Linked DNA regions of Mus musculus: regions 1 and 2 are each linked to region 3. Evidence: chromatin loops called from intact Hi-C (ENCODE). Cell type or tissue: heart. All regions are shown on one strand. Region 1 holds the start of Usp22 (ubiquitin specific peptidase 22). Region 2 holds the start of Aldh3a2 (aldehyde dehydrogenase family 3, subfamily A2). Region 3 holds the start of Map2k3 (mitogen-activated protein kinase kinase 3).

Region 1 (8,000 bases), 240 kb after region 3:
CTGTTTTGTTTTGTTTTTTTGCTAAATCTGTAATTAGGTTTGGATCCAGAGTGCCCAGTAGGCCTACCTACTGAACATCTAGTCCCAGCCGCCGCCATCACCATCATCATCTGGTCCCAGCCATCATCATCATTATTATTATATTATTTCTTCTTCTGATGATGATGAAGAAACTATTATTATAGGTTAGCTCAGGGAGTTTAGTATCTGGAAACAATACATGTCTGTATTTGAGTATGGACTACGTATGAGATAGCCACATTCCCTCATTATTCCTGGACAGTGTTCATTATTATCGTCACAGACTATGCCCTCATTCTTATGGCAGCAATGGCAATAACTACCGAGATGTCACCAACCAATTCTTATACAACGAGGGTGAGGGCGGATGTAAAACTGGACCTGGAGATGGCACAACAGTTAAAAAGGTCCTGTCTGCTCTTGCAGAGGACCCGAGTTCAATCCCCAACAACAACACAGCAACTCACAACTTCCTGTAACTCCAGCTCCAGGGACTCTGACACCCTCTTCTTGCCTCTGTAGAGGCCCACAGTGGTACACAGACATACATCAGGCAAATACACACATAAAATAAAGAATGGTAAAAATGAACCAATGGAAATTATGACAATTGTTTTCTGACATTACTTATTGTAGGTTTCTTTTTTTTTTTAATAAAAGATACACATTAAACTGAACTTATAAGCTGTAAAACTCCTAGACAGAAAAAAGGCTATAACCTGTCTCGTGAATGAATCTCAATAGACACAACACTGAGAAAGGAACTACATAGTAAAGTACACCCCACATGCTCCATCACATTAAAATACAGAGGCAGGCAGCACGCCAAACTCCACGGAAGCCTTAGCAGACACCCACGAAGATGAGAGTAAGGACTGGCAGAAGAAATGGACTGCTCTGTTTTTAAATGTATTGTATTTGTGTGTGAAAGTGTACAATGTCGCAGGGGGTGTGCAGGTCAGAGAACCACCTGTGGAAGCTGGCTCTTATCACAAGTGGGTCCCATCAGGCCACCCAGTTCAGTGGCAAGCACCTCTATCCACTGAGCCACACTGGCCCTTTCTGTCTGTTCCATTAAATCACCAAGATGTACATATCCTCTAACATATGGCTTAAAAAGCGGAGTGCAAAACAAGGACAAAGAGCAAACTTAGGTAAATTCATAGGTGAAATCCTGCAGGAATTTAAAGGGTCACCACATCTGATGGATGAGCAGTTTAAAACTGTGAAATAACCTGTGTCTTCTCAGGGCCATGACTCCAACACACAAAATAAGCAGTCTCTATGCTAGTCTGAGAACAAGAAAGTCCTCATGGACCACCTGCCTGACTCTCGCCAGTTGGTGACGAGAGCCTACTGTACAATCCACAGAGACTAAGGCAGAACTGCAAGTTTGCTACTTGTATGGAAGACACATCTTTCTGAGCTAATAGATTAAAAAAAAAAGCCAGGACAGCTTCCCTTCCCAATGACCATACAGAACAGAAGTGGTCTTTGACAGAGATAAAACTCTGACTTTAGCAAAACACAGTGGCACACACCTGTAGTCTCAGTACTCTGAAAGGTGAGGCAGGAGGATTGCTGAGTTTGAGGCCAGCGTGGACTACATAGGGAAACACTGCCTTTAAAAAAATTCAATTATTAATAACCCTCCCCTTACCTCTTTTATACAACTTGTTAGCTACATTGAGGCTACTGGGCTACTGAAGTATGTCTAGCACAACCGTAAGTTTAACCTTTACTTAATGGCAAAGTCAGTGGCCACGATGCTACAGCAGTTCAAGATCCTGAAGTGGGTGCTACCTACCTATAGAGCTTATGTGTAGTGTACATTCTGGGTTCACTCAAGTGCAGGTTGCAATTTAGACAATGGTTTACTTCATAGCACTGAGTTAAAACAAAACAAAACAAAAAAACCATCAAAGCCCTGGGGTAGCTCATAAAACACCTTCAAAATTAATGTTCATGATATTTAAGCAAAGGCATGGTTAACCCAGACAGTCTGGGGTTAGCCCTAAATGCTCGTCCAGGTAACCTCCCCTCCTAAGAGATGGTGATGGGACCAGAGGCTAAACCCATGTGAATGACTGGAGGTTGGGCCAGGGTCTTGGAAGAGGGAGGCCAGGATGGATTCTTTCTAGAGTCCTGCCAGGGAAGTCGTCCTGACATTTCAGTGCCTGGGGCCTGGGAGTTTTACAACAGCCGGGGGACAGTGGCAGAGGTCACTGCCACTATTAACCTGTTTCCATCTACCAATACTGCTAAGTTTGAATATGAATTCCCAGTCATCCTCAAGGCTCAGATTTTAAACCCCATTTAGGGGTCATCATGAAGCAGCCATTGAGAGGCACAATGGAGTGCCTGACCAGGGGTCCTATGGAGCAGCACAGCCAGTCATAGAGCCAGAGGCAGCGAAGCTGCTTCCCACCCACAAACAGTGACTGTTGTGGGCTCCCGGAGGAACGTGGCTCCTGAGCCAGCAGCAGCCTGCCTGGGACCAGCCTGCCATCAGCCAGTACTGAGAGCTAGCTCTGTGAGCTGGTGGAATGAAGTGGAAGTTAAACCTCGAACAGGCCATGCAGGGAGCCTTTGCCACCACGTCCACATGAAGGTGCTGGCTCTCCTAAGTCACACTCCACAGGCTACAACCCTGACAGACACCTACGGTGCTTCTCCACTTTTTTAAGTTGTCATATAGCAGTTTCATTATGACATCTTTTTTTGTTGTTGTTTGTTTTTTGAGACAGGGTTTCTCTGTGTAGCCCCTGGCTGTCCTGGAACTCACTCTGTAGACCAGGCTGGCCTTGAACTCAGAAATCCGCCTGCCTCTGCCTCCCAAGTGCTGGGATTAAAGGCGTGCACCACCATGCCTGGCCCATTATGACATTTTATTACATTATCACTGTACCTTGTTCAACTCACCTCCAATACTACCCTCTCCTTCCCCTCCCTCTCCCCAGATGTCCCCCTTTCTGCATCGCTGTGCTTGTTTAGAGACCTCTGGGTCTATACCTCAGAGTGTGGTGGCTCAGTGACCAGGTCTTTGAGAACTCTCCACTGGTTCACAGAAGGCTGCAGCAGTCTGCATCCCCACTGCAATTGTGCATAAGGCTTCTCCATGCATTTGCTCTCCTTTCTCTTCAGGGTACCTAGTTTGCCTGGGGTAAGATGGAATTTCAGCACAGTTTTAACCAGCCTTGCTCTGGTGGTTGAAGAGGAATACCTTTCCAGATATTTACTGGTCATTTGTATTCTTTGTTTTTTTCTTTTTCTTCTTCTTCTTCTTTCACCACCATGCAAGGCCAAACTTTTTTTTTCTTTTTTTTTTATGACTCACTGACTTGTAAAATGAAAACATTCTAAGTCGGAGAGAACTTCAGGAGTGAAGTTCTGTTCACAACCTTAAGTTTGGGCACCTTCAGAGCATAGCTATCTGCCTTCATTTCCTAATTTAGTCCACCAAAACAACACAATTTCTGAGTGTTGTCCTGGTGTCCCAACTCTTGGCTGTGAAGATCACTTAACAAAGAACTTGTAGCACGGTGGAGATTTAAACATTGAGCTGAGCAGCCCTAATTAAAAAGGAAACTTTTCATTTCCTTGTGTAGTGCTATACAAAACTAAGAGTCTGGGGAGATGAAGAAAGCAAAACAAGGAAAGAGAAAGGGGAAGATTCCTCCATTTAATCCCAATGTAAAAATGACTTTATAGCACATCTCAATCCAAGAAGCAACAGAATGGATCAGTGACCGTTTACTGCTGTGATCCTAGTTCTCACGAGGCTGAGACAGGAAGACTGGGTGGTTAAGTCTGGACCACAGAGAAAGGCTCCTGTCTCAAAATACAAAGTAAGACAACTCTAGTAATTTTTTTATCATATGCTTCTATTACCAAAACTCTTGCTCCAATCCTAAAAGACTCTTACAGAACATAAGCCTTTAACGCCCTCAAAGACTTATATTATGGCCACGATTGATTTAAAAAGGGGGAATTTAGGCCGGGGTGGGAGTGGGGGGGGGTGTGGTTTGCATTCACCTTTAATCCCATCGTTCTGGAAGCAGAGGCCTGTGGATCTGTGTGAGTTAGAGGCCAGCTATCTACAAATCGAGTTTAAGAACTGCCAAAGGCAGCCGGGCGTGGTGGCGCACGCCTTTAATCCCAGCACTCGGGAGGCAGAGGTAGGCGGATTTCTGAGTTCGAAGCCAGCCAGGGCTACACAGAGAAACCCTGTCTCGAAAAACCAAAAAGAAAAGAAAAAAGAAAAAAGAAAAGAACGCCAAGGGCTATAGAGAGAAGTCCTGCCTCGAGAAACTAAAGAGGGAGAGTTTGATGCTTAACATGAAACACCCAGCAGATTTGTCAGTTCTCCCGTTATAAAATGCTACTCAAGATAGAAACAATCAAAATTTTCTATTCCACTTTTCACCTTCAAAATCAAATTGTAATTATGAAGTTTTTTTTAAATTAGAAAATAATGTTTTCCCATCTCCAAATCACTAATAAAATCATCATAGTTGCTGAGATTTACAGGACCCAAAACAACAAAATAGCCACTCTCGAAGGCTGCGGTTGTCAATCACCTCCTACGTCCTAAAAATCTCGCTTCTCAACTCGAGTGCGCGGAGGCCCTGCCAGCCTCAGGTGTCCGCGAAGGGTCTCAGCCCCGGGAACGAGCTGTTATCCACGGAACTACCCTGCAGACCCCAGGCCCCCACCACTACCTTTACAGACAAATACTCCTCAATGGAATGTCCAGACAGATCTTCCTCCTCCTACTCAGATACCCCTCCCCCTCCCATCGTGGGTTCCACCGCCACACTCCCAACAGCGTCCACTAGGTGGTCCCTGGACCCCTCCCAGCACCGTGATGCTTCCTCTAGCCCCCTCCCTGCACCACGACGCTTCCTCTAGCCCCCTCCCCACGTTGCGAGGTTCTCCTTAGTCCCCCTTCCTGCACCGGGATGCTTCCTCTAGCCCCTTCCCTGCACCGCGAGGCTTCGCCTTGCCCATTCCTCGGCCCCACCCCCTCACGGCAAGGCTTCCCCTCACGCCCTCCCCGCAAGGCCAGGCTCCCTCCCCACGACTACCAGGCTTCCCCTCTCCCTCTCCCACCTACACTCCCCGCTTCCCAGCCCGCAGAGCGGCGCAAGCCTTGGGCTCACCTTGCGCTTGCGAGCCTCGGCAGTTCCGCTCCACACGAAGCACTGGTAGATGGCCCGCAGGTTTTGCTTCCAGTTGTCCACCTTGAAGCTGCCCAGGTGCGAGCAGCCAGGCGGCGGTACCGCCAGCTCAGCGTCCATGGCCTCGACCTCAGGCTCCGGCCTGGCCACCATGGCGGGCAAGGCCCGGGCGCGCGGGGCAGGCGGCGACGGGGGCGAGGACGACGCCAGGGCGGCGAGAACAAAGCTGGGGGACAAAGACCGCGTTGAGAACTCAGGCAGGCTACAGCAGCACCCACCGCACGCGCAGCACCCTCTGACTTCGAGGAGGGCGGGGCGAGGCTGGGCGGGACAGGGCGGAGCTGTCCGCGGGAAAGGATAACGTCACCCAGGCCGGCGGCCTTAGTGCGCAGGCTCCGCTGCTCTAGACCCCGCCTATCAGCCCTCCTCTCGCCCGCTGGCTCCAGAGAAAAGCCGAAGGCCTCGGGTTGGGTCAACAGGGTCCCGCCCTCGCGTCACACCATTGGTGGTTTGCCGGTCTAAGACACGGTCTGCGCCTATTATAGGCTTTCGAACCGCCTCCGGAGACGCCAGCGATTTGACGTTTCGAGTCTCTCCTTGGAAGGCGGGGCGTGCTGAGGATTGGGTAAAACTGAGTGTCAGTCAGGCCACTGAACCGGTTTGCACCGGCCTGAGCTCTGCCGCAAAGAGGCGGGGCGACGGAGGGGTGGGGCAGGGTAGGGCCTGCGTCTGCGAGTTCTCTGAAAGGAGGGTTTCTAGGTTCTGTTTGTTGGTCCTTGGAGTTCCTAGTGTGGGCGTTTCTGCAGAGACTGCCATCTTGGCGACTGTGTTGGGTACCGCAATGCCACAGCTGGAGATTGGGCGTGGCAAGAATACAGATCTTCCCTTCCCTAGGATATTATTCAGCGTTATCCTATTGAACTAGAATGCCAACTGGTATACGAATTTTTTTAGTGGCTACATTTTGTACAATATTTTGCACCAAGAAAGATAAAATTAATTTTAACAAGCAGTCAAATAAAGACAGAATATCAAGTCAAATTTTTACATTGGCTTTGAAATATCGTGTTATACAGGTTTGGTATAGCAATTCAATTTGTACTAGCCACATTACACTCTATTATTAAGTAGGAACAGTATAGAGCTATGATGCATTTAGCTCTCCTATCTGAGGGTTACACAGATGTGCAGCAAACCAACTCAGAAGAGAAAATATTGATCTTCTGCCCTACAAATTGTATATACCGAGTAAATAGACACCTCTCTCCTGTTATACCTTAAACAGGATAACAGCTAGGTGTCAAACTCAGGCAGACAGGTACCCATGATGTGGAGCAGTGAAATAATTCTCCAAGACAGAAAAGGCAGAAGAAGTAGAGAGTTCATCGGTGTACTGCAGTAACAGCAGCTAGCAGACAAGACAGCCGAGAAAAATTGCCGACAGGCATTTTGATGTCATGGTTCCGAGGAGCAATTGCAGTTGTGGCTTGTCCAATGAGTACCAGCTTGGTCTTAGAGCAGTGATGGTCGTATTCAGGCTTAGATATGGCTTAGCATGCTATCTTAGTTGGCATTTGAGTATCACCCAGAGAGGAGTTACAGCATAGAGAAGGGGGTGGGTGGGGGTTGGTGTGTCTGTGTATATGAATATTTTGGGAGCTACTCAGGTTGAGGCAGGAGGATCATTTGAGCCCGGAGTTTGTGGTCAGCCAGAGCAAATAGTGAGACTCATAGTAAAAAGAGGAAGGGGTGGGGTGGGGAAGCTGGTAAGATGCATACAGACCATATAGGTTAGAGGCAAATATTACATCATTTTATAGTTAGGACTTGAGCATGAGGGTTTTGGCTTACTAAAGGACTTCTGTGTGTGAATGAGTCACTCAGGGCATATTGTGAGGGAACATACTCACTCACACACACACACAAAACCTTTCAAGTACAGTCATTGTCTTGGGAAGCCCTTGGCTTACATGTGATGCTGTTCAGGTATTCTTATCCCACTGCTGGCTATTTTACTGCAATCCAACACAGGTGGGACAAAACAAAACAGCAACTGCTGCCAAGACTTCCATGATCCGGAAGTTGTGGAGTTTAATGGACGGAAAACTAGAACAAAGACTCCGTGTTGAGCAGTGCATGCCTTTGATCCTAGAACTCAGGAGACAGAGGCAGGTGGACCTCTGAGTTGAGGCCAGCCTTGGTCTACAGAGCAAGTTCTAGGAGAGTGAGAGCTACATAGAGAAACCCTGTCTGGTGGGATGAGGGGGACCTGGGTCTAGGACAAATTAGCAGACATCCAGAGCCCCTTCCTAAAGTGCTTTCCACCACACCCCAAATCTCATACTCCCTCACCTGCCAGGCTTCACCAGAAACTCCCTGTACAGTGAAAGTGTTCCATTGTCACCCTGTTGACAATGGCAGTCACTTTCCCACCCCACCCCCACTACCTGATTCACTTGAAAGAATGTATCACTATATCTGTCAGGGGACAGTTACTTGTTTAGTTTACCTTTTTTTGTTTGTTAGGTATGTGTGTGTGTGTGTGTGTTTGGGGGTGGGTACAGCTTAGACAGGGTCTCATCTTGCCCAGATTGACCTCAAACTCACTCTGTAGCTAAGGATGACCCAACTTCTGTATCCACCTGCTGAGTGCTGAGATTATAGGTACACATAACTATGCCCAGTGTGTGAGGGCCTAGGGACCAAACCCAGGGTTTCATGAGTGCCAGGCAAGTACCCTTAACACTGGTGCCACATTCCCAGCCCCTAGGTTTTTTTACTCCCAATGAAGAGTTGATG
Region 2 (8,000 bases), 330 kb after region 3:
AGAGCTGTTCTGTGAGCTATGACAATGGTGCTACGGCAATGAACAGAACAAAATTACTCTAGGGACTGAAGTCGGGTGCAGGGAAATTACAAATTAATAAATATAACACAAATCAGGGGTTTCCAAGTTGCCTTTTGATAAAAGCTAAGTAGATAACATCCCCTGCAGATGCACGTGGGACCCCGCAGTCACAATGCAATCAACTTCCTCTCTAGAGAACAGGAGAGCTTCTGAATTTGATCCCCTACCCAAAAACTGGGGGTAGGACACTTCCCCTAGTCGGCCTTTGATGTTCTCAATACCCGCATGTTAACTCGGAGTGCTGGGTCAGGAAGGCACTTTCTTTACAAAACAGAAGTACTCATGTAATAACACAGTGATATTTGGTTAGGAAAAAAACCAAGTGATCAAAACATGCTAGCTTCTCATTAACTATTTCACTAAATAAACCATGTCTAAAATTGTATCCTCCCAAGTGGCAGAGGGTAGAAAGAGATGAAAGATATGTATAAAAGCCACAGGCCAAGGTACACTGTACTGAGCAAGCACAGTTGCTGGGTCATTCTACAGGGTGTTTTGGAACCTGGCTTCCTTTATTAAGCCAACTGTTGTGGACTTAAGGAAATCGTATTGATCCCCAGCCAGCAATGACATCCACTAGCACAAGAATTGTATCTGTGTTTTCTACCATAAACAGGTGTGTTGAAGATGGATCAAGATACTCTTACCTGGTCTAAGTACTGAGGGAGGAGTTCAGCCAAGATCTTGGCCGTGTTTTCACTGAGTTCTGAGGGCTTAACAATGGCAGCATTTCCTAAATAAAGCAAATAGCACAATGACATCATCCAGGACTTGAGTAACTTTGATAGCTACCCCATGTACAGGTCCAGGCTAAGTTTCACTTATTTTTGCAGCTCTTAGGTCTGCCCCCCAACCCCCCAGATCTCCTGTCCTCTTTCTGTTCATGTTTTCCTTCTCAAGTGCTAACCCGTTAGCTCTCAGCATCTCACTGACAACAGGATCTGCCAGTTCCTCACAGTCCCCCAGATTTCTATCTCTTTCTTTGTAGCTCTGCCTGGAGGGTTTCCTCTCTGCTCAGACTCATTGAGCTAACAGGCTAGGTCAACATAAGCGTTGATCTGGAACTTCCACCTGTTGGGATTCACTGGACACTCTAGCTAGCATTACGCCCAATACCTTCATGTAAATAAAGAAACTGGTCAGACTTGGATTTTAGACTGGTTTGTGTAAAGACGGAGGCCAGTAAACTGAAACCACATTAGAATATGAATGCCTGACTCCAAAGACTTGGGACTACTGACTCAATCAGATGCCTCTGAGTCTCACAGATTCATGCCCCCCGTACTTCAGTAGTCATGGAAAACTTCAACTTCTCAGCAGCACTCATCCACGTACATACACGAATGGATTCTCAATAAATTGCTGCTGCCGACCACTAGAGAAAATGTATTCTAGACACTTACAAACACTAAGACAAAATACAACTCTCGACCAAGGAATAAAGACACCACAGCTGGCGCCAGACCTGCAGCAATGGCTCCCACCAGCGGTTGCATGGTAAGAACGAAAGGGTAATTCCAAGCTCCAATAATCAGTACGACTCCCAGAGGCTCGGGCTGAACGTAGGCCTCATCCATCATGGTTAGCAGGTTCTTCTTAGCCGGTCTCGCAGAAGCCAATTCAGGAAGATTCCCCAACATAAAATCAATCTCTCCAAGGATGGTAATGACTTCATGACTGTATGCATTGAGTTCACTCTGGAAGAGAAGGTCAGTTACTCTTACACAAACTGTGTAATACTTGGCTTAGGACAGCGGTTCTCACTCTGTGGATTGTGACTCTCACAGGGGTCTCGTATCAGACATTTTACATTATGATTCATAACAACAGCAAAATTACAGTGATGAAGAAGCAATGAAAATAATTTTATGTTTGGAGGTCACCACAACTGTTTGGAGGGTGGCTGCATTAGAAGGTTGAGAACCACTAACTTAGGATGTCACAACGCTCAGACCAAGTATACTTGCAGTGACAACTGGTATTATTAGACACCACCCCCTCCCCCGGTTTGCTATCAGATTTTTTTTTTTATTTCCAAGTTCTCAATAAGGCACACCCTGGATACTCAGGATGATTCTTCCTCTCTAATACATTCAGAGCCTCTAACGTCTTCACTACCGATCCAAGCCTTTTAAAATAGGGTTAAAAATGATCCCTTTCAGCATCACCTCCCGATTAATAACAGCCTCCCGAAGTCACGATGTAGGTACCGTGGCAACTTTGCTTTTGAGCAGCATCTTGATACTTCATCCTTAACGCACTGGTTTATAACCAGAGTCACACCTGCATATGTTCTACTTTGGAGCCAGATTTTAAATTCTGGACTTAATATATTTTCTTCAGGAACGCTATGTATGAACAAACATACACAAACTATCTGATGTTTGAGGAGTGGATGATTCACAGAGTTTTAATATTCACTATCCTATCTTGTTTACTAATTACCACAGCCCCTCTTTACCAGAAGTACTCTGAAGGAAGGTTTCTAGATTCTACTACAACTACTGTTACCACTTTTTGAAGCAGTCTTTGATTGAAAATCTGAAAATAGAGGTCTTACCATGCCTGGAATACAGATAGAAAGTAAAAGGGAGAAATAATATTACTAGAGAGTACAACAGACCATAGTTGTACCTTGAACACTACTTAAAACCTTGGTACTCAAAGCTTGCTTCTAAACAGGCCATATGTTATCACCTGGGCCCTCATTAGAAATCTCAGACACAGTCTCACGAGGACTAAGTCAGGATTTGTATTTTATCAGGTCCCCAGGGTGATTGTCTGTATACTGGAGGTCAATCATGTATATGATTAATGTCACACAAAGTCATATGGGGAATTTCAGTGCTGAAGATTATAGGAAATAAAAAGAACTGTCAACAAAAAGAAACCATTCTTTTAACGTCATGAAATAAAGACAGGGAGTGAAATAGCTGAAACCTACCAAGCAGACAAACTACTGAGATCCAGCCTATCCAGAGTTAACTGCACATTGTAAGGAAAGAGACTATGAACGCAGCAGAAATGGGCAAGGCTATACAGAGCGTTCGCAGACGAGAAATTGCCGGCGCCAAGTAAAGTATGCACTTCAATATGAGTGCAAATACAACAGTTTGGGCTCTAAGCGGGGCTGGAGAGTCCAGAGTCCAGGGTACTCTGCTTCCTCTTAACTGCTGGATAAACAAAACCAAACAACCTGCTACAGAGAAGGAATAAGGTGGCTCATCGGGCCCCTCCCACCCTGTGGAGGCTCACTTTGCTCAGGTCTGCCGCGATGGCTGCTAAGATTTCCTTCTCGCGCTCTTGCACCATCCTCCGCAGGGCCTCAAGCTGCTGCAATCGGAAGCGCAGCGGCCGAGATCGGCCGGACCGGAACGCCTGGCGAAGCCGTAGGACCTGGCGCTCCATGGCCGGGCCTGAGGAGAACGCGGAGCGAGGCAGGTGAGGGAGCACAGTACCAGTAAGGAGCTGCTATGGATGATGCCACAGCTCACTGCCACTTTCCGCTGCTGGGTCCTATCCGCCTACTGGCCTAGACCCGGCCCGGGTGTGGGCCAAACCCCAGCACTTCCCTGCTAACGACAAAGTGCGCACTCATTGGCTGAGCTGCTGCACGTGACTATGAGGCCCCGCCCCTTACCTCTAATCTAGCCGCGGGATTGCGGTCCCCGGGCGCCGGGTGTGTAGGTGCAATTTTTGGCACGCGAAGACGCGGAAGAAGTCCTTCTGGCTTCAGAAAAGAGCCAAGCGTCCTCTAGGAGGAGGAACTGAGGCCCGAGGGTGCTCACCCGGCCGGAAGTAGTCTCCCTTCGCCTGCAGTGCCTCAGATTCAGAGGCAAAGTCGCTGGGCCTGGGTAGGGCGGGCCTGGGTGGGGCGGGCCGGGTGACGCACGCGAAGGAGGTGAATCCAGTGTATACACACACACACACACACACACACACAAGCATTGTCATCGCCCACACTGATTTTCAATCCTCTCTACTGCGTACCATCCAAGGTTTTTTCCCAAATTTCCTCTCCAGGCTAATTAGCAATGGTTGACTTTCGTACCCATCTGGGGCTGCTCAGCGACGGCGGTCACTTTGTGTTGTCCTTCCCATCTTCTGGAAACATTTCCGCTTCCCTTCCTTGGCGTTCCCTAGGTTTTCCATCTCTGGATTTCTCCCTTTTCTGACCCATTAAAGTATTCAAATGTCTGGGACTAAGTTCTCTCCGCGCAGTCACTCATCTAATTCTACCAGTAGAGAGCAGAGAAGGCTCTCACCCAATCTTTCCTTGGACTCCCAAGGACACATTTAAATGCTAATCTCTATTTACACTTATAATGGACTTCTTATAGTTAATTTCATTAGAACTTTTTATTATTCTTCAGCAAACAACTCATACTTCCTACAGTGTTCCCTGTCTCTTTGACTTGATCTTCAAAATATATGTTGAGCCCAATAATGAGTGGTTCAAACCATACTACATATCTACTATATATAGCAATAGCACTCTAATAGGCTGCTTGCTTGATTGGTTGGCGACTATGAATCTGTTACTTCTTAGCTCTGTACTTACCGTTTTACACTCTGTAGTTCAGGAGCCCAGAGTAGGTTCTCCTCCCTCCTTGGCCTCCCAGGAAGTTCTGCCAGAGGAAGAAAGTAAGGAAGGAAGGAAGGACAGACTACCAGGACACTAAAGATTTCTGTTTCCCCATGGACTCAGTAGTGTGGCAGGTGCTGGCATTTCTATCGTGGAAGGAGAGTCAGTATATTCCTGCCTCTAGGAATTTCTTGGACAAGGTGGCTCCTAGTCCTAGAGGATGACAGTCACAGTGTCTCCAAATGGCACAGAAGTGGGCAGTACTGCAATGAGTTTCAGCTGAGATTCATTGGAGCAGTTTCTGATCTTTGAGACCATCCGCCCCACTCCACCCCCATGCTTCCTTCATTATTCCTGAAATCCTTCCTGCATGAAGTAACTGGGTGGGTTTGACTAGTTCCCCTTCAGCGTCACTGATACATTCAGAATGTACGGTGACCTTTATTAGTCAGTCCCTCTCTCAAAACTCTCCAGAGAATAAAATTCAAAGCCCATATAATCCTCTATAAGCCTATAAGTCTTGGCCTCTGGATGTGCCTCTTCTTATAGGATTTGCCCACGTAATGAGTTTTAGCCAGAGTGGCTTCCTTGCTGTTCACTGAACACTTGGGCACATTGCTATCCCAGGGCTTTTTTGGCATTCTGTGTCCTCTGTCTAGAGTGTCCAGCTAACTTCCCCAACTTTGTAGCTTTCACAATGGCCGGTGAGTTGAGGCTTATCTGAGGCGCTTCTTGGTGAAGCAAGACCACCCCACCCTTCACCTCTGCTTTGCCCTTACTGAAGCAAGCCAAAACAAGCTGCACAGCTTTCTCTTTGAAGGTTTCATGGTTGAAGCTGGTGGACTGCAGCTGAGAAAGTGTAAGAGGAGCAGGCTTCTCTGTTACAAAACCAATCAGGACCCTGCACCCTCCAACTCAGAATCACCTGTACTGAGCAAGCCCGCTGCTGAGGGTCAAAATCTAGCACTGTGTGGCAATGTTTAAATTAGCTCAGAGTTCACCTTAGGAGTGTGCTTGGTTATCTTTTCTTATCTGACCTGAGAGTGACCAATTTTAAACTCTTGAGTTAATAAGCATTGTGTGAGTATGAGCTATAGAAGATAAATTGAGGCGTGTTCTATGACATATAAGTCGTAGAATTCTAGTGTGAACTAGAACAGGAATCTATATTACCTAGGGCAAGTTGATCAGAGTGGCAACAAAGCTGCTTTTCTTCCCGAGAACGAAACTGAGGGCTGCCTTAAGAATATACCAGCATGGTGATGAACATCTTTAATCCCAACACTTGAGAGGAAGAGGCTGGTGGATCTCTGTGATTTTAAGGCCAGCCTGGTTTGCATAGAGAATTCCTGGGCAGCTAATTTTATGTAGTTAGACCTTGTCCCAGAGAACAAACAAACAGAAATATTGTGCATAATCACTGAAAGTTTGACTCTTCATTGTCTCTTGAATATTTTCCTTATTGGAGAAATCAGTTGTCTTGGGTTTTTTATTACAGTGATAAAACACCGTAACCAAAGCAGCTTGGGGTGGAAAGAGTTTATTTCATCTTACAATTCCACATCACAGTCTTATCAGTGAGGAAAGTCACGACAGGAACTCAAAACAAGACAGGAAGCTAGAGGCAGAAACTGATGCAGAGGCCATGAAGGATTGTTGCTTACAGGCTTGTTCCTCTCGGCTTGCTCTGCCTGCCTTTTTATAGCACCCAGGAGAATGCCACCTCTTACAGTGAGCCCAATTCCCCTCAGAGTCTCTTCAGGATGGAAATCTATCCAGAGTACAGCAATTACTTTAGCCATGGGCTGGTGGTCCAAACCTGACCAGAGGAAAGCTCTCCCTGGAACTTTGTGAGGATTCTCAGGAAAGAGGCATGAAGGGCAAGAGCATGCCGTGGCTTATTTTTTGACAACCAAAGGAAACTGAGTCGCTGAGAATAAAGATGATTCAGAAGGAAACAGAACTCAGAGGCGATGCCTTAATATTGTACTGAATAAACAAGCTTGAAGCATACTTTCCTGCATGCATCGTTTCAGGAGCCAATACATTTCCAAATTGTAGTTTGAATTGCAACTGCCAGAAGAGTTTTCTTGGGTACACATGGATTTGGGGGCGCCAGGGTACAGATAAGAATCTTGTCCTCTTGAAAATGCCACTGTGTAGCTTAAAAAGAAATTTTCTTTAATTAATATTCTCCCCCTTTCCTTTTTTCTCTCTGTCTTGTCTCCCTTCCTTCCTCCTGCCTTGAAGCCTGGGCTCAAGCGATCCTCCTGAATGGCTCATGGACAGACACACGGCATGCCTCATCTCTCTTTTTAGTGATGGGCACAGGACGGACCCCATGGTGTTGGATTAATCTCAAGCTGGAATTTCAGCACTCTCTATTTGGAAATGAAGCTGCCAACTATTAACTCTTTATACTGGCTCTTCTCCAGCAAACACTGTGCCAGGGGAAATAACCTTAAACCAAGGCAGCAGTCTCTAATGGGCTCCTGGGATTTTGTGTTTTCTTAGCTTGGACAAAACATAAAAAGCAACCCCTAAGCTTAGGCTCTAAGCGCCATCAGAATCAGCACCATGGTGGAGCCCGCTGTTTGCCCACTAATGAGTTTCAGGCTACTGTACACAGCAATTGCTCAGATTCACTAGTAACATTTTAATTGAGAAAAATTTTGTGTGAACATAGACATTTGGAGAAAATGCATAAAATATAAAAATTGAAATGTTTCCCCTCATGTGTAAATTGAACCATTTTAGCATGTTTTATCCTAGCATAGCTTCTGTTACTCACAGATGTAAGGTCACACACGATATTTTCATAACCCCTTTCCCCATGCATTTGTTAAGGATGTGGATTTTAATAACTATGTCTATCGGTTTCTTGTGTCCCGTTTGCTGCTTCCCCACGAGTGGACACTGAATTGCTTCTCTCTTATTTTGCTTTTATAAGTGTTTCACTTTTGAAAAAAAAAATAAAGTGAGCGTCCTATATTTATGAATGAGTGGCATTTCTGGGCCCTTCATAGTGTATAAACTGTAACTGTATCTACACTGCAGAGATCGTTCCTATTTTAATTTTTAAGAGTGAATGTGAGACTATCTGTTTAACATAAAATATACGTCTCCTGTGTTGGTTTAAAGGCCCTGCTTGTTTACTATTTATGGACCCATTGGCTGCTCTTTCTACTCAGTTTGCCCCTGCATCGCTAAAAAAAGTAGTGTGTTTTATGTCTGGAATCCATAGGCTCTGCACTTTGGAGGACAATCATTATAAACAGAGCATCATGATTCTGGCCTGCGTAAGCCTCTGTGAATTGAACTGTGAGCTCGCTTG
Region 3 (8,000 bases):
CTTTCTTTCTTCCTTCCTTCCTTCTTTCTTTCTTTTCTTTTTTCTTTCTTTCTTTTTTTCCCTAGACTGGCTTTGAACTCTCGGAGCTTTGCCTGCCTCTGCCTCCCAAGTGTTGGCATTAAAGGTGTGTGCCACAACTGCCTGGCAATCCTTTGCTTTCTGTTCTGTTCTGTGCCCATGAAAATGCACACCTCCTTGGGAGGTGTATGTTCTGAGTGTTCAGTGAGTGCCTACTGTGCACTGTGGAAGCCAGGAGCCAAGTGTGGTGCTGCTCTCTACAGCTTGCCTCAGAAGGAGTCTGCATGAAGGACCACCACACAGTAGGTAGGGCTGTGAAAATGGCATATGCTGTTGTACAGGTAGTGTCATGTCACACGTATGAATTATCATGTGATATTTCAAAATGGTGGCCATTTAAATACAGAAGGTTAAAAGAAATATACCTAAGAGGTAAGTATCCCTTGTGTTTCTTCATATGGCAGAGGAAGGACATTCCTGGCTGAGGGGACAGCCTTTGAAAAGATCGGATCAAGAAGGAAAGCTTGGTTTTGAAGTGTCTGGATATGTCAACAGGGCCAGAGGGTTGGAAATTCCTACCTAGGGAACCAGGAAAGATCTGAGCTGGGCCTAGCCCGGCTTTCAGAAAACTCTCTTTGCAGCAACTAGCACAGAAGTGAGAAAGCTGGGCAGCAGGCAGAGCACAGAGGGTATCGTTTTATCCTGAGTGGGGCACCCACAGAGAACAGCCACACTAGGGCTGGTCACAAGAAGGCACACACCCCAGGTCAGCAAGCCTTGGGAGGTTCTGCAGATGGCAGGACACTGCACATACAACCAGAGCTGTGCATGACCACTGTGCCTGTCAATAGGCCTGCCCCTGGGCAGCCATGCTAAATGCATACAAACCCTGTGCATCTTGTGGGAATTCATGTGTGCTTGGGGTGTATGATCAGTGCATGCGGAGGAGGCTCTAACAGCATCTGGAAGGGGCTGCATCTGAGGGAGCCTCTCATTTCTGACCATACCAGTGGTGACACAATTGGTTTGGGGGCTTTCGCTTCTTCTCTTGGAGATTCTATCCTTTCTCTTGCTTCTTTAAATCTCTGCTTCTGTGGCACCTTTAAGGGAGGCTTTTCCTGACTGCCCTCACTAAAATCACACTCCCACCTCCAGACACACCTTCTCTCGTCCCCTTTTTTCCACAGCATTTGTCAACCTGAGACACCCTATCATTTCACTTAGGCCAGAAGTCCATTCCTTTCTGAGAGCAGCGTTGTGTCTGTTTTGTTCGTCGTTGATCCCACAATGCTACATCCACAGTGTGTGCTCAACCAGTGAGTTGCTCCCCACACACTAGGTTTGGACCACCCCCTTTCTTCAACTCACAGTCACATGCTAACACAGGCTGAACCCTTCCCATCCCCAACCTCAGCTTTCCTTAGAGGGGTCTGCTCTCCCGGGAGTCAGAGTAAGAGATGGCCTGCTGGGATCTGAGTCTAGTGCTCTGGCCAGTTTCTGAGTGGTCATGAACTTCCCCCAGCTAACTGTGACACTTAGGGACAGGAGGGTAACAGATGCTGTTGGCAGAGGTGGCCAGAGAGAAAAAGTCTTCCATCATGCCCCTCATTCCAGCAGCTGACTGGCTTGCTGGTGCAGCCTAGCCTGGCTTCCTGAGCAGGTCTCCACTCCCTGCCCTGGCCTTTCTGTTTCTTCCAAGGATGGTCTCTTACCTCTCTTTCTGATGACTAGTCCAGGAAGGTCACCTTCTTTGACCCCACCCAGGTGAGGCAGGGCCTCTTAGGACTCTTGTATCTATTTATAGCACCCCACATGGAGTCTGTGATCCCTGGGCTGTTTGTCAAGTTCTCTGACTAACCCATTAAACTCCTCCTGTTTGAGGGCCTTGTCTGAGTCACCCTGGTGCCCAAGAGCCTGGCACGGGACTAGTCACTTTACCCATGTCTGTGGCATGCTTTTCCTACTTCCTCTGTTCATTCCTTAAATATTTCTTAGGCACCTACTATGTGCATGGCTCTGGGCTAAGCCTTGGGATTCAGCAGAGGATGAGACATTCAGGATTCCTAATGGGGAGGGGCACGTGGCACGGGAGGAGGGCTGCGGTAGAAATCAAATATGCAAGCCAGGCATTCGGGGCCTGAGTGTTGGCCAGAGAGCTAAGACTTACTCCAGCTCCGACTGACTCCTTGACCTTGTGCTTCTTGCCCTCACTAGACCTGACTTTCCAATCGACCCCAGAGATTCCTGGTTAGTGTGAGGACAGAGGCTCAGCGACCGACGGCCGAGATGGAACCCCAGTCAAGGCTGGCAAAAGGTATTTCAGTGTTTGGAATGACACTTTGTTTAATCGGAGACTACTCCCCAGCCCGGAGAGTGGAGCTGCTATAATGTTACAACCAGTTACTTTGTCACTAGGCAAAGGTTAGCCACTGAATTCCCCGCTCCCTAGGTGCTGGCGTGCCAGGTGCTTGTAGAGGCTGGACTTAAACGCGTGCTCGTTCAGCAAGGCGCAGTAAACTCTTTCCCACAGTCGGTGAACACTCACCTGGCACGCGCCCGCCGTGGGATCGCTCTTTTCCTGCTGCCCTAGGAGGCAAGCCGGTGGTCGCCGCTCTCTTCAGGGGAGCACATGGACGCTCATCCTCGGTATGGCTCAGCCATTTAGGAGTCTAGTCTCACTCAGGGAACACTTTTAACCCCACGGAGCACATCGGCCCTGCCCTGCCCCCCTAGAGATCTTGGGATTTTCCAGATTGCGACCCGCACACGCTGTGCCATAGGGGGGCACAGGCTGGGGCACCCAGGACCACGCCAGCACAATCCCCCGAGTGGGTAGGGCAGTCATCTAGACGGCAAGAGGGCGGAGCCGAGCTGTACTAAGGGGAAAGCTGGGTTGGATTCCGGCTCTTGGAGGGTGGGGTTTGTGCGTGACAGTCCGGGCGGCGTCTGATAGGCTGGGGCCTTTTCAGGCGGGCCAATCAGTACGATGGGCGGGGCCTGCGTGGCGCCGTCGGCAGGCGTCCGGCGCTGCCCAGTGTGGCTTTGGCGCCGCCCGCCTCGGACGCTTGGAACCGTCGCGTCTGTGTCGCCTGTCGCCCATCGCCTGCCGCCGCTGCCAGCCACCAGCAGCCATGAGCGCGCCCGGCCCCGGTGTAGTCTGCTGTCCTCTAGATTAGTGCTCTCCGCCGCGACGGTCCGCAGCATGGAGTCGCCCGCCGCGAGCCCGCCGGCCAGCTTGCCTCAGACCAAAGGTAGGCTCTCCCGCCCTGTTGCGCGGCCCGTGCCACATTCAATTTGAGTCCGCCCGTGATCCTGGGCTCCCTTCCGGGCTGGGCACAGACGTCTGCACTCCAACCCAGGACTGGGTCCAGCCCAAGCCCGGGACCTCACGGGACCTTATTGGAATCCGGATCTTAGGCCGTGGGACTTCACCCAGGCAGGACCTAGTTCTCGCTCCACTCCCAAGTCTGTAGCCTCACCGTGAGCTCCTCATTTAGGCTTCCGGGCTTCATCCTGGACTCAGGGATTTCAGTGATCCCTGCTAGAGGGTCTTTGGGCTGCTCTAGCCCTCTCAGGCCAGGCTCTTGGATTTTGTCCAGGCTGGAATTTACTCTGGGCCCCAGGGCTGTGTTCCCAATGCCGGAAACCTGTCTACTCAGAGCTCCTCCACTCTTCCAACTCCTTCCATCCTTGTGAATCCTCCTTTGCCCCATGTCTTGCTGGCCTGCTCACTGGCTGCCTGCACTCCTCCCTAAGGCTGTCCCTGTAGAACTTCCTGGCGTCTCCACTTCGCAGCTCTGCCCATGCTACCTGCTACTCAGTTGCAGTCTTCTCACTGAGTTTCCCGAGCTGACCGATTCTTGCACCTAGTGTTTCTTAGTCTGCTCTTAGACGTGCTGTTTGGTCCTTGGGCTAGCAGCAGGCCAGGGGCTGGCTGTGCAAAGCTTGTCCTTCTCCAATTAACTGTCTTTCCTGGAAATTTCTGTGAGGTGGCAGTGGTGCTGCGTGGGCTGCAGCAGCAGCATTTGTCATGGGAAGTGAGGGGGACAAGATTTGGAGGTCAGAATGCTTTTTTTTTTTCTCCAGGAAGAGAGAAGGATGTTTTTTTTTGACATGTCAGAGACTCAGTAGGGTTGATCTGCAGAAAAGATTTCCAAGCTGGACCTGGAGATATGAATGGGTTGACCCTCTGAATTCTGAACTGCTTCACCTGGCTAGTCTCTGGGCATGTCTAGGACTTATTAATGAAATGGATATTAGGGGCGTGATGTGAGATTGAATGTAGAGTGGTTTGAAGCAAGCACGTCTGAGATGATCGAGAACCCAGCATAGCGCCCAGCACATAGTAGGTACCCAGGGGCAAATAGTTGTTGCACTTCCTTGACTATCTCCAGCTTTCCTGCTGCAACGCTGGGCCCAGTTTTGGATTGCAGCTGCAGAGCACAGAGGACAGGGATGGCGGGCACCTAAGAGGGTACTTGTGCAGTGGTGGCCTTCTCTCCTTCTGACCTAGGAAACCTCAACCTCAGGAGTCCTGGTCCTGGTCAGGTTGTCCTGAGCAGGCGGGGGCCTTTTGGGTCCCCTACAGCTGGCTTCCATGGCCCTGCAGGAGCCTAGTGGACGGGGTAATTGCATCTTACATAAGTGGGAGGCCAGATCCCTGACCATTGCCCAACTTCTGTGAGTAACTAGGGAGGCACTTATTGGGGGAGGTGGCTGGGGAGGACCTTGCAGTGCAGACCTCGTGGAACTTGAGAACCAGGAAATTAGATGCTGCTCCACTCAGGAAGGGTTTGGAAGCAGTGTTTGTTTTGGAGGCATTTCAGCTCTTCCAGGCAAGAGATGCCTCACCAAAATAAAAGTTGCAGTTGCAGATCACAGCCGGAGAGATTGTGAGTGATAGGGAGAGACCATGGGCTTTCATGTGCTTGGTGACTTGAGGCCTGGCACTGGACGTTCCGGGCCTCTCTTCTGAGTGTGAGTTTGCAGATTGTAGGTTAGGTAACATGGTATTGGATGGTTTGGGTGGAGGCTTTTTCCTGGGCCAGAATCCCTGTAGCCTTTTAGGGGTCTGGAGATAGCTGTAGTGGGAAACTGACAATATCCATTCACCAAAACTCTAAGAGGTTTTTTTTTTTCTTTTTTCCACGTGTTATACATTGCTTTATTACTCATCACCCCATTTGCCCATAAACAGAGGCTGGGGAACACTTACCATTCACAGAGGCTGCACAGCTATGTTGGCAGAGCACAGCTACAGCAGGTTCTATGATGATCTCCTTCCATCCCGTTCCCATGTGAGGTGCTTAGGGGAGCCATGGGACCCTGGGACCCTGGCTATCACCCCCATGTTCACTGGAGCGTGAGGTCTGCTGAAGCAGAGGACCACCTATCATGCACGCAGTCTTTACAGTGGATGCTTCCCTCAGTGTGACCCTGCAACTGGTGCAAAGTGGAGACCTTGGCGAGGCCATACCAATGTGGACCCTGACAGGAACTCTTTTTCACCTTTGCAGGAGACTTAAAAATTACACACACAACCAGGCAGTGGTGGTGCACGCCTTTAATCCCAGCACTTGGGAGGCAGCAGAGTCAGGCGGATTTCTGAGTTTGAGGTCAGCCTGGTCTACAGAGTGAGTTCTAGGACAGCCAGAGCTACACGGAGAAACCCTGTCTTGAAAAGCCAAAACCAAAAAAAAAAATATACACATGATATATATATATATATATATATATATATATATATATATATATATATGCATGCCACATGTAGTATACTAGTATACTTTGTGGGTATCAGTTCTTTCAGTTCAGTCTTGTGGATCAACCTTCCACCATGTGGGTTTCAGGCATGGACCTTAGATTATTAGACTTGATAGTAAGTACTCTTACCTGCTGGGCTATCTTGCTAGCCTGTTTGCAGAGGACTTTGAACACAGCGGGGAGTGGTAGCACCTGACCTTTGGTGGGGACTGCAACTTTATCTATGAACTTCCCACTGGACGGTTGGCAGCCTAGTTCTTTGTGCCCAAGCTTAGGAAGTTCTCTCCACATGTGTAAGGCATGTAGGTCCCACAACTTTGTTGACATCTCCTGTCTCCTTGCTCATTAGTGGGTCACTGCCTGCCATCTGAGGCCAAGGGCAGCTGGTACAGGGGCACATGTCAGGGTGGTCTGGGTTTGCATGTCTTGTTTGTCCTTGTGCATATTGTCAGGGATGGCCTTTGACACTCTGTTGGAGGTGTTGTCATTGGAGTTCATCAGTGGCTGGTGGCTCTGGCAGCCCAGTGAGACTAAGGAGCACTGAATGTCTTGTCCTGGTCCTGTCTGCTATGGTTATAAGCTTTCCTCCTGTCCCAGGAGTTGGAAAGACTAGAGGGTGGCACCTTGGGGACTTCCCCCCGTCCTGGTGTGACGCACAGGAAACTCTCTATCAGCCAGCCTGTGGCTCAGGGCCTGAAGGCAGTAAAGTTCCCAGTCAGCCTGTGTGGGGAGAGGCAGCCAGGCTTCCGGTGGGTGAGTCAGCAGACACTGGGTGCTGACTCACCACAGGCATGCCAGTCACTGCCTATAGCTTAAAGGGGCAATGCCAGGCAGGGGTTACATACCTGTAGGCTGCCCCTGGTCCTGGGCTGGACATCACAGGTGACGGTCTGCTTTGGACTTTTCAGTTGAGCTGGGATTCTGGGCAGATCCTCCTGTCCTGTCCAGGAACTTCCTCTGTTAGGTAAATGACTCTTGCTTCCTCTTGCTCACCACAGACGAGTAGATGGCAGCTGTTGTTGACGGTCCCTGGCCCAGGGAGCAAGGTCTAGTAAGAGCCAGGAGCAGTGGCCTTGCAGGGACAGCCAGCTTGAACTGCCTCGGTCAGATCCCTACTCTGCCCATTTTGCAATGTAACATTGAACACATTGTATCCAGTACATTCTTGATACTTTGATTAGGTTTTAGTCCAGTGAGTAGGGGACATCTTTCAGAGAAGAAGCCGGAGTGCTCCTCTCCCCCCCTTCCCAGGAAGTACAGGAGCCTTGCCTGTATGGATGCAGATGGCATTATCCAGCAGCATTGCAGCTATGTTATAATGGGCCTAGGATCCCAACCTGACTCTTACTTCCTCATCAGGGCAAATGGCATATCCTCTTTGACTCTCAGTCCGCTTCTGGGCAGTGGGAGGAAGTACCTCTCCCCTGCAGGGTGGTAGTAAAGATGGGAGATAGAGTTTCCCAAACAAACGGCATCTGTCATTATTTAATTGTTGGGACTCTGGCTGCTTCTCATTGGGAGGTGAATACATGGCTTCTGATGATGTATTCATAGGGTTTGTGACACGAGGCTTCTTTGGTCAGGAAGCCAGAGTTTGCCAAGCTCTAGGGCAACCTTCCTAATGCTACGACCCTTTACTATAGTTCCTTATGTTGTGGTGACCCCTGCCATACAATCATTTGCATTGTTATTTCATAACTGCAGTTTTGCTACTATTATGAGTTGTAGTGTAAATATTTGTGGTTTCCAATGGTCTTAGCCGACCCTTGTGAAAAGGTTGTTTGATCCCCAAAGGGATCTTGACCCACAGGTTGAGAACCCCGAGCTCTCGGCTCTTTTTCTCCTCTGCTTCCTAAGCCGTAAGCTACCATTGCTCCTGAACTGCCTGAGACAATCAGGAAGGGGAGTAGAGAACTGAGTTAGTCTGTCCTTTCTGTAGATCTGTCCCTGTCACTCAGCCTTGTTGACCAGTGGCCGCCTTGAAAGCATAGGTGAGGGAAGCTCAGGAGGTGCAAGGCCGGCCTCAGGGTACAACCTCCTGGGCTAGTTTCTCAGGTGGGAGAATTTCATCCATGTCAGACCTGGTGCTAGCCTGGGGAGTGAGGGAGGGAGTGAGTGGGCAGCAGGACTCAGGTGTGCATTCTCTCACACCTCCCCTTGGTTGTTTGTCCATGTTGCCCATATCTGTCAGGCCTGTGTGCCCAGCAGCCCCTATAGAT

The links. A loop is a pair of places that touch in the nucleus more often than their neighbours do. Peaks named below come from ENCODE experiments on the same cell type or tissue, not always from the same donor. Only the 100,000 strongest peaks of a DNase experiment are listed, where the experiment ranks them.
Region 1: a loop joins it to region 3, with 2.2 times the contacts of the local background. A loop is called at or near these places in 3 of 42 quality-filtered maps.
Region 2: it touches region 3 in a loop (1.9-fold over the local background); 2 of 42 quality-filtered maps call a loop at or near these places.

What each region holds. Positions count from the first base shown.
Region 1 is chr11:61,169,532-61,177,531 of GRCm38, forward strand. It overlaps Usp22 (ubiquitin specific peptidase 22), which reads right to left and starts at 5,528. Exons shown (of 13, transcript NM_001004143.4): 1 at 5,184-5,528. The coding sequence starts at 5,354. In heart, a CTCF peak has its summit at 4,860; a DNase peak (open chromatin) is centred at 5,679; H3K4me3 peaks cover 3,619 bases; H3K27ac peaks cover 2,163 bases.
Region 2 is chr11:61,263,518-61,271,517 of GRCm38, forward strand. It overlaps Aldh3a2 (aldehyde dehydrogenase family 3, subfamily A2), which reads right to left and starts at 3,669. Exons shown (of 10, transcript NM_007437.5): 1 at 3,337-3,669; 2 at 1,547-1,778; 3 at 729-814. The coding sequence starts at 3,489. In heart, no CTCF peak of the experiment used is centred here; a DNase peak (open chromatin) is centred at 3,684; H3K4me3 peaks cover 1,816 bases; H3K27ac peaks cover 1,346 bases.
Region 3 is chr11:60,929,003-60,937,002 of GRCm38, forward strand. Map2k3 (mitogen-activated protein kinase kinase 3) reads left to right here and starts at 3,052. Exons shown (of 12, transcript NM_008928.5): 1 at 3,052-3,269. The coding sequence starts at 3,221. It overlaps Map2k3os (mitogen-activated protein kinase kinase 3, opposite strand), which reads right to left and starts at 2,865. Exons shown (of 2, transcript NR_027800.1): 1 at 2,564-2,865. In heart, a CTCF peak has its summit at 3,024; DNase peaks (open chromatin) are centred at 2,029, 2,969, 4,719, 6,489 and 1 weaker place; H3K4me3 peaks cover 3,763 bases; H3K27ac peaks cover 4,093 bases.